2 separate regions of the Homo sapiens genome follow, and region 2 is linked to region 1. A link is a contact called in ENCODE Hi-C or POLR2A ChIA-PET data. All regions are on one chromosome and are shown on one strand. The core of a region is the stretch at or near the end of the contact, and the rest is flanking DNA. Distances in the headings are between cores, read along the strand shown.

The links. Hi-C counts contacts between places; a loop is a spot of excess contacts on that map. ChIA-PET counts read pairs that join two places held with the same protein, here RNA polymerase II (POLR2A). Pooled maps may share reads with other maps.
Region 2: a loop to region 1 is called in a pooled map, with 5 times the contacts of the local background. The contact joins the promoter of LINC02332 here to the promoter of HNRNPC in region 1. A Hi-C loop is called at or near these places in 1 of 168 maps with a recorded cell type or tissue (naive thymus-derived CD4-positive, alpha-beta T cell) and 11 of 50 pooled maps. POLR2A ChIA-PET finds 5 or more read pairs at or near these places in 2 of 52 experiments (activated CD4-positive, alpha-beta T cell and activated naive CD4-positive, alpha-beta T cell).

What each region holds. Positions count from the first base shown.
Region 1 is chr14:21,267,752-21,272,008 of GRCh38, reverse strand. It overlaps HNRNPC (heterogeneous nuclear ribonucleoprotein C), which reads left to right and starts at 2,567. Exons shown (of 9, transcript NM_004500.4): 1 at 2,567-2,711. RefSeq lists enhancers at 1,838-2,463, 2,567-2,826, 2,464-3,088 and a silencer at 2,397-2,476.
Region 2 is chr14:22,554,535-22,558,498 of GRCh38, reverse strand. It overlaps LINC02332 (long intergenic non-protein coding RNA 2332), which reads left to right and starts at 1,437. Exons shown (of 3, transcript NR_146543.1): 1 at 1,437-1,548; 2 at 1,646-1,707; 3 at 1,977-2,188. LOC105370399 (a long non-coding RNA gene) reads right to left here and starts at 1,933. Exons shown (of 2, transcript XR_007064066.1): 1 at 933-1,933. RefSeq lists enhancers at 832-1,041, 1,902-2,241, 2,292-2,391, 2,972-3,101 and a silencer at 1,742-1,791.

The DNA.
Region 1 (4,257 bases), core at 1,318-3,817:
GCACTTTGGGAGGCTGAGGCAGGAGGATCACGAGGTCAGGAGATCGAGACCATCCTGGCTAACACGGTGAAACCCCGTCTCTACTAAAAATACAAAAAAAATTTAGCCGGGCGCGGTGGCGGGCGCCTGTAGTCCCAGCTCCTCGGGAGGCTGAGTGAGGTAGGAGAATGACCTGAACCCGGCGAGGCGGAGCTTTCAGTGAGAGCCGAGATTGCGCCGCTCCATTCCAGCCTGGGCGACAGAACAATACTCTGTCTCAAAAAAAAAAGAAGAAAAGAAAGAAAAGACAGGGCTGGCATGGTGCCTCCCAGCATTTTGGGAGGCCAAGGAGGGAGGAATGCTTGAGCCCAGGAGTTCAAAACTAGCCTGGGCAACATGGTAAGACGCTGTCTCTACAAAATATAAAAATAAAATTAGCCAATGTGGTGGTGCACACCTGTGGTCTCAGCTACTCCAGAGGCTGAGGTGGGAGGATTGCTTGCGACTGGGTGGTTGAAGCTGTAATCATCCGGGATTATGCCAATGCACTACAGCCTGGGCAACAGAACAAGACCTCATCTCAAAAGAAAGAGAGAGAAAAAAAGGACAGTCTATCTGCTTGTCCTGGAAAAATAAAAATTTCCCCTGATAAATAAAAGTTAATGGTTAATATTTTATTAATTTATTAATAGGTAGTAAACAAGGAAAATATATTGAAGAGTAAGAATTAAACTCTGCCATCAAAAAATCTTACCATCCAGGAAGGGAGAGGAGTGTAAAACTACCCACAGTGCTACGAGATAATTTTAAATAAATTGCAATGTGGCAATTGAGTCGAGGCTTTAAGCACTCGTAGGATATTCTCCCTCTGATTACTTGCTCAAAGTAGATGATTTGGAAAATATAGAAAAGTACAATAAGATTTTAAGGCTGGGCGCGGTGGGTCACGCCTGTAATCCCAGCACTTAGGAAGGCTGAGGCGGGCGGATCACGAGGTCAAGAGATGGAGACCATCCTGGCCAACATGGTGAAACCCCGTCTCTACTAAAAATACAAAAATTAGCTGGGCGTGGTGGCACGCACCTGTAGTTCCAGCTACTCGGGAGGCTGAGGCAGGAGAATCGCTTGAACCTAGGAGGCGGAGGTTGCAGTGAGCCAAGATGGCGCCACTACACTCCAGGCTGGTGACAAAGCGAGACTCCGTTTGAAAAAAAAAAAGTTAAAAAAAAAAATCACATGTAATTTTCCCACCAGGAGAGAACCACTACTAACACTTTAGTGTATACTTTCTCCCATATTTTTCGTCTTTGCTTTTTAAAATAGTTTAAAGTGGTCTGGCGTGGTGGCTCACGCCTATAATCTTATCACTTTGGGAGGCAGAGGCGGGCGGATCACCTGAACAGTCTGGCCAACATGGCGAAACCCCATCTGTACTAAAAATACAAAAATTAGCTGGACATGGTGGCGCGCACCTGTAGTTCCAGCTACTCAGGAGGCTGAGGCAGGAAAATCGCTTGAACCCGGGAGGCGGAGGTTGCAGTGAGCCAAGATCGCGCCACTGCACTCCAGCCTGGGCGACAGTGACTCTGCCTCAAAAAAAAAAAAAAAAAAAAAAAAAAAAGAAAAGAAAAAAGAAACCGCTGGCTTAGTAGAGCTGATGCTACCCCACTGCGTGCGCAGTTCCTATAATGTAACCAGAGAGACTGGCAGGTGACGGGGGTAGGTAGGAGACAAGCCATTTCAAGAGGAGGGAAATTAAGGGACCAGATTTGGAAGGATGGGCCAATTTTGCTGGCACTTAAGATATTAGATGCCCTGGGGCCAGAGGCCAGGATTCTGCACTTCCTTTTTATATTGGAGAGGAATAAGGAAGTCAGTTGGTTTCGATGGAACATGTGTTGTCTGAAGAAGGGTTTAATAGGCCAAGAAGCAGATGTCTACGAGGTAGCTGACATTCGAATCTGGAACTGAGAAAGGGTCTGGGGTTGGAAAAACTGCAGGACTGGTTAGTTTTCTACACACTTTAACAAGGCCTAGTCACTGCTGCTCCCTCCTCATTTTAAGAAAAGTCCTTTCTTTATTCACATTGCACAACGGAGGCTTCATTTCGCGCTTTTTTTTCCCTAGGCCCGGGGCTGGGGCAGGTCTTTTGCGCCCGTCACCTAACTACGCCCCTCAACCCTTTCCCCGCCCCCGCGCAGCCGGAAATCCGAGGTCTGGGCGGATCTTCTACTAGGCACTCTAAGGGGCAGCGATAGGACGCCGCGGCCGCCAATCAGGCCTCCCAGATACCCGGATGTGAGACGGTGCGCGATACAAAGGCGAGTTTCCACCCAGAGGGTCGTCCCGTGCAATAGCCAATAAGCATTCTCCAGGCAATAAATGACAGGAAAACTAACCAGTTATAAACTAGTTTCTCTCACGCATGTGGAAATTCGCCTGCTTAGTCTAACCCACTGCTAATTGTGATTGGATATCATTGTGAGGAGCGGTTGAACTGTCTAATTAGGAGCGGGAGCGAAAAAACGCACAGCCAATAGGAAGATTCTCAGGAATGGGGCGGGGACTAGGCCTTCGCCTCGGCGGCAGAGGAGACTCGGGGGCCATTTTGTGAAGAGACGAAGACTGAGCGGTTGTGGCCGCGTTGCCGACCTCCAGCAGCAGTCGGCTTCTCTACGCAGAACCCGGGAGTAGGAGACTCAGAATCGAATCTCTTCTCCCTCCCCTTCTTGGTAAGTGGAGAGGGCGGACGCAGGGAAGGCGCTGGGTTTTTCGGGAAGCGAGAGGGGGTGTGGGAGAGAAGATGTGGGAATCCTTCCCCCTAACTAACCGGGCCCTCATTTATTCTGCTTGTTTTGGGGGATTAGGTTGAAGCCGGGGGCAGTTTTATAGGCCTCAGCCTCTGTATAGGTTTAACCTGGTGTCCTCTAGGCCACGATCGCCAGGGAAAATGTCCTTTTTTCGCTCTTCCTGTGTTAACGGCTGCTTTCCTTTCATTTTCTACGACCGCGAGGACTACGGGATCATGAAAATGAAGATCGTGATGCTCATTAATATAGTCGAAGTTAACGTAGCGCCGATGCCTTCTATTACCTCCGTTCTTCTTACATGTAAAAAGTGGGGGAGGGGAAGGGGGAAGGTTACCAAGTAGATGTATCGCGAGCCTTTAAATCCTGGATCGTGCCGCGTGGCCTACGAGAAAGGTTTAACAAAAGATTCAGCATTTTACTGATAACTTTTTATTTTATTTCTCTCTATGAGCAAATGATGGAGCTCGAAGTAGTTATTTTCACTTACATTTGTAAAAGGAAATATTGTGATATAACTATATTAATATTTACAGCTGACTTTTCATCTGCAGGTTACAAAACACTTGAAATATATAAGTTAGTGGAACTTTGCTTGAGGTAGGTATTAACTCTCTTTCTCAGACGGAAACTGAGGCAGAAAAGTGTTGGTTGCTAGGGTCATATTAAGTCAGTAGCAGCACTAGTAAGGAATTTGACCACGAGGTCAGTCGAGTGGTTTTTACCTAGTTAATGGAATACCTAGTTAATATAGTTCTAAAACTACTGTATTGCAATCTTTGCCAAGAACCTGATGACGGAAACCACGAGGTAACTGGAAATTCCCAAATTGCGCTTAAGAAAAATACTACGAGACTTGAGAATTTTTTAACGTAACTTCCTAAGTGTAAGATGACAAAATTTGACTTTCGGGATATTCTGGCGTTAATTTTCCCGTCCGCCTAAATGTGGGCAAAAATTCACAGCTACGTTATATTAAGCAAATATTAACAGTGCCTATTATTTGCTGGGTGCTGAAATTTGATAAAAAACTTAAAAGTTAAAAAAAATTGTTTAGATCTTTAGTGTCACATTGACTTATCTGGGACATCGCTTTTTTTAATCCTCACATGAGATTTGGCTAAGTTTATTTTTCACAATCTGTTAATCTCACAAAAACTAAAGCTGTTAAGCACAGTTTAAACCCATTCTGCAGGGTAAGAAATTCATCTGTAAGGCAATCTATTTGATAGGAAGTAAAATAAGGGTCAAAAACATCGCGACCCCTTTCTTAAGGCTTAAACATGTATATTATTACAGGAACTTAAAACTAAAGTTTATCATTGTGCTGAACTGTTAGAAATGAGGTTAGGGTAAAAATGGGAAATCATGAAGTAAAAATGTTGGCAAGGAGAAATGTCAGAAATTAGTATTTAAGAACTGTTAATAGTAGTTGAAATTGATTGACGGGCACTTTTCTTTGAGGTTTTCG
Region 2 (3,964 bases), core at 188-2,687, 1.3 Mb before region 1:
AGTGACAAAATCATGGTGTAACAAGAAGCTCCTAGGGCCGAAGTGACTGGAGAGGTGGCCACATACTATGAGAAACACCAGCGCACCGGCAGGGCCTGGGGAGTTCTGAGCTCTCCCGGGCTGTGTGAAGCCGCAGCCAGCCCACTTTTTTCTCAGTATGGCAGTGCCATCTGACCTGGCCCAGCCCATCTTGTTCGGGTCATGGTTCGTCTTCCTGGGCATTCTGATGCATTCCCACTTCATATTTGCACTGGGATTTCAGTTTACTAAGCATTCCACACCCATTACTGCTTTCAATCCCTTCAACAACACTGAGAATAGGTGGGCAGGTATTTTTATCTCTATGTGAATAATAACACATGGGGACTCAGAAAAATTAAAGGCCCCAGGAGAGAAGGCTAGTGAGGGGCAGTGACGCTTAGGGACAAACAACTGGTTCTCCTGCCTCCTGCCTGAGGACTCCTGCCTGAGGAGAATATAGTAACAAAAGCCTCTGTCTTGCAATTGCAGCCATTAACACATCTCTTTCATACCCACTACTCACTGGACTGTTAACTCCTTGAAGACAGAAACTCTGTGTGTGTGTGTGTGTGTGTGTGTGTGTGTATTTAATGGGAGCAGTACTTTCTTGAGGCATAATTACATGAAAATACACTAATGATGCATTTGATATATATATAGCCATCACCCAAGATAAAGATATGGAACATTTCCACCACCCCTGAAGGTTTCCTCGTGCCCCTTTTCAATCCATCCTTCTACCCCAGAGGCAAACAGTGCCCTAATTTCTATCACCTGTGATGCGTTTTGCCTGTTCTTGGACTTCATCTGTATGGAGTCATAGTTTGCACAGAGACTGAATCCCCAGAGCACGACACAGCCTGGCACATGGCAGGTATACAATGCCAAAGAAAGCCTGGTTCTTAAACTACCTGTGAGAGAGAGTTCGTCCCACCGGGAAACTGAGGCGGTGGGCGGTTAGTGACCTGCCAAAGGCACGAGTGTATGATGTGGTGGATCCCGGACTCCAGCCAGCCTAATTCCGAACCCAAGGCCTCCTCCGGGCCCCCAGCCCTCCCTGGGCACTTCCTCCAGGGCTCCGGGTGGAGCGGGTCTGACGATCCCGGACGAACAGCGCCCCCTGCTGCCGGCCCAGGCCCCAGGCCCTCCTCTCCTTTGGGGGGGGATGTGACAGGATGACACAGGCCTTGCGCCCAGCGCAGTGACGGGCACAGGGCAGGGACTTGTGGGATAAAAGTCACCTGCCCTTTTATTTTCCTCGGAAAAGAGCTTTTCCTAAACTTTGGGGGCTTTCTATCTCCAGAATTAACAGACAAAGGGAGAAGAGGTCTTTTTGGTGGAGCGCTGCTGCCCCCATGCGGGTGGATGGCGACACTACCGAAGAGCAGGCGATCAAGCCTGGTATTTTTGGGTTTCAGGTTCTGCGGCTCCCTGAGACCAGCAGATTCCTGGTCTCCGGGTCCCTGGGTCCCGGACGTGTCCATCAAGGCGTCCATTAGGGCCATCACCTAATGGACAAGCATCAGGGTAAGGGGGGAGGTGCTATTGGGGGGGGGTCCCTCAGAGAATCAGCCCTAGCTCTGTGTGGGGGCAAATACGGCCTCCCCACCTCCTTCCCTCCCAGGAGACACTGGCCTGAGCATAAGTCTCGAGGGTCTGCCCTGTACTAAGCAAGCGCTTAATCAGGTGAGATCAAGGTCTGATCTTGGCTGGTTTGGAGGGGCAGCAGAGGTGCGGTGAGGGAGGCGGCTCAGCGGTGGGGCCAGCAGCACCTCCCCAGCCTGCTTGCGGGCCCGGTGCAAGTCACCGAGGGGCCGGCAGCCCCTCCCAGCCTGGCATGTTGGCCTTGCTGCACCTGCGGTTGGGGGGTGGTGTAACGGCCCAGCCTGCTCCCCTCGGCACGTGGCCTGGGGCGATGCTATCTCTAACTCAGTATTTTAAACTCTTCTTTCCAGAGGATGTGGCTTCTGCGGGAGAGCTTCAAAGGGTGCCCTACTTGCCCCTCTTGGTAACCATGACGTCATGGAAATGGGAGGGGACCGCCCCAGCCCCCAAACACCTGGAGGGAAGTGGGAGACTTTTTCCACTTCCTGTTCTACTTGTGGCTACTGACTCAATGTCTGACCTGTTTATTAATTGCAAAATATAGCTCTATGTGTGCTACCCAGAGAGGCCTCAGGCCTGTGTGTCTCTGTGTGAAAGGAGGCCTGCACTCCCCACCCCTCGCCGCGTTGCCCAGGTGGCCTTGACACAGACGCAGGGCGCTGGTGGTCCTGCAGCCTTCCGGCAGCCAGAATGACAGCACTGGGTCTCCATGTGCTTGCTCCCCCAGACTCATCCCAGTCAGAAGCTCGTCTTCCCACACATGGCTCACGGAGGTAGATGGGTTTTAGAGTAGGACTCATGGAGAAACTGAGGCGAACCCACATAAAGTGACTGTTGGCTCTGGACCTCAGTGTGGTCACACAGTGAGGTCAGACTCCCAGGTACCCTGCGTGATTTACCACAGTCCCTGTCCTCCAGGCTTTGTTGGATAGATGTGTGCCTGCCTGGGGGCTGCCCTGAGCAAGGGGCCACCACTCAGGCTTTCCTTGTTCTGAAGTTCTTGACAAGTTACTTTAGCTCTTGGCAAAACTGTGAAGCATTGACTCACCTGACCACTTCCTCTACTAATCCCCACTTTCCTTTCTCCTGTACTCCCCACTCCTCACACTCAGCTCCCCCCACCCAGAGCCTAACTGCAGGAGTCATTCACTTATTCATTTAACGGCATCTGTTGTGTGCCAGGCACTGTTCTAGTTCCTGGGGACACATTGATGACAAGGGACATTCCCATCCCACAGAGCACACAGGCCAGGGGACTTCCACACTAGGATGGTACCTGATAATAAGGTGCTATAGGCCTGTCTGTATACGTGATCCCAGGGGAGTTGAATTTTATGTTTGGACCTAAAAAATAAGCAACTCCTTAAGACTCAGATGGCTGCCCCCAGTGAGGGTAGCAGCAGAGGGGTTGCTCTGTCAGAGCTGAAGACCTCACCAGGATGCTCCTGAAGCACGTGCTTGCATAGCCTGCCCTTTCTCCTGAGTGGCTGTGACTCCAGTTGCACTCAGAGGTCAAGTCTTCAAGTGAAGTTTCAGAGAGTCCTCTAGAATCTTAGGGCTGGGGCCACAAGAGCTCATTTAGTCCATTCTTCTGCCTTTGGGACTGGCCTGTGCTTAAGTCTTTTGGGAGAGTAGGGCATGTGTCCAGAGAAGTCCCTTCTACAACTGGCCTTAGTAACATGTTCCCTGCTGGGATGTCGGCCTGAGGTTGGGTCCAGGCTGGTAGAGCTGCAGCTGCAGCTGCAGCCCAAGGCCTTGGCTCGCAGGGTCTGTGGGTCTTCATGGCCAGTCTCTTCATGACTGTGTTTTCCAGGTCTCCTCAGCTGCCTATTCCCTCCAGGCTAAGCAATGCCCAGTTCCGTATAGCTGGGCCCTCTGCACTGAGGGGCTTTGCTGTGGTGGCGTTAGGCCCAGTGCTGACTTGGCCGGTGGGCACAGGAGCCCTTCTCCTGAGCCTCCTCACAAGGCCGTTCTAATTCCCTCTGACATACCAGGTGGGCCCTGGAGCCAGATATGCGAGCAGAGCAGTCGGAGATGGATGGAGTTTCTATCCCCACTCCCAACACTTGCTCACCCTCGACCCACTTGCTCCTGGTCCACCCCTCTGACCTCTGCCCTAACTGGCTTTAGGTTTAACAGCCTCGGACATGAGGGAAGGTTCTTGCTGAATCAAGGATCTCCTGGATTTAGACGGAAATTTCTCAGGGGTGGAGCTGAGCCTGCTTTCCGGATGTCCCCCTACCTGCCCGGGCCTTGTCATCGTGCCTCCCTGCTTGGGTGTGGGTGGGTCCATAGCCCCTGCTGCATCACCTTGCATAGATCTGTGGGCGGCCTTGGG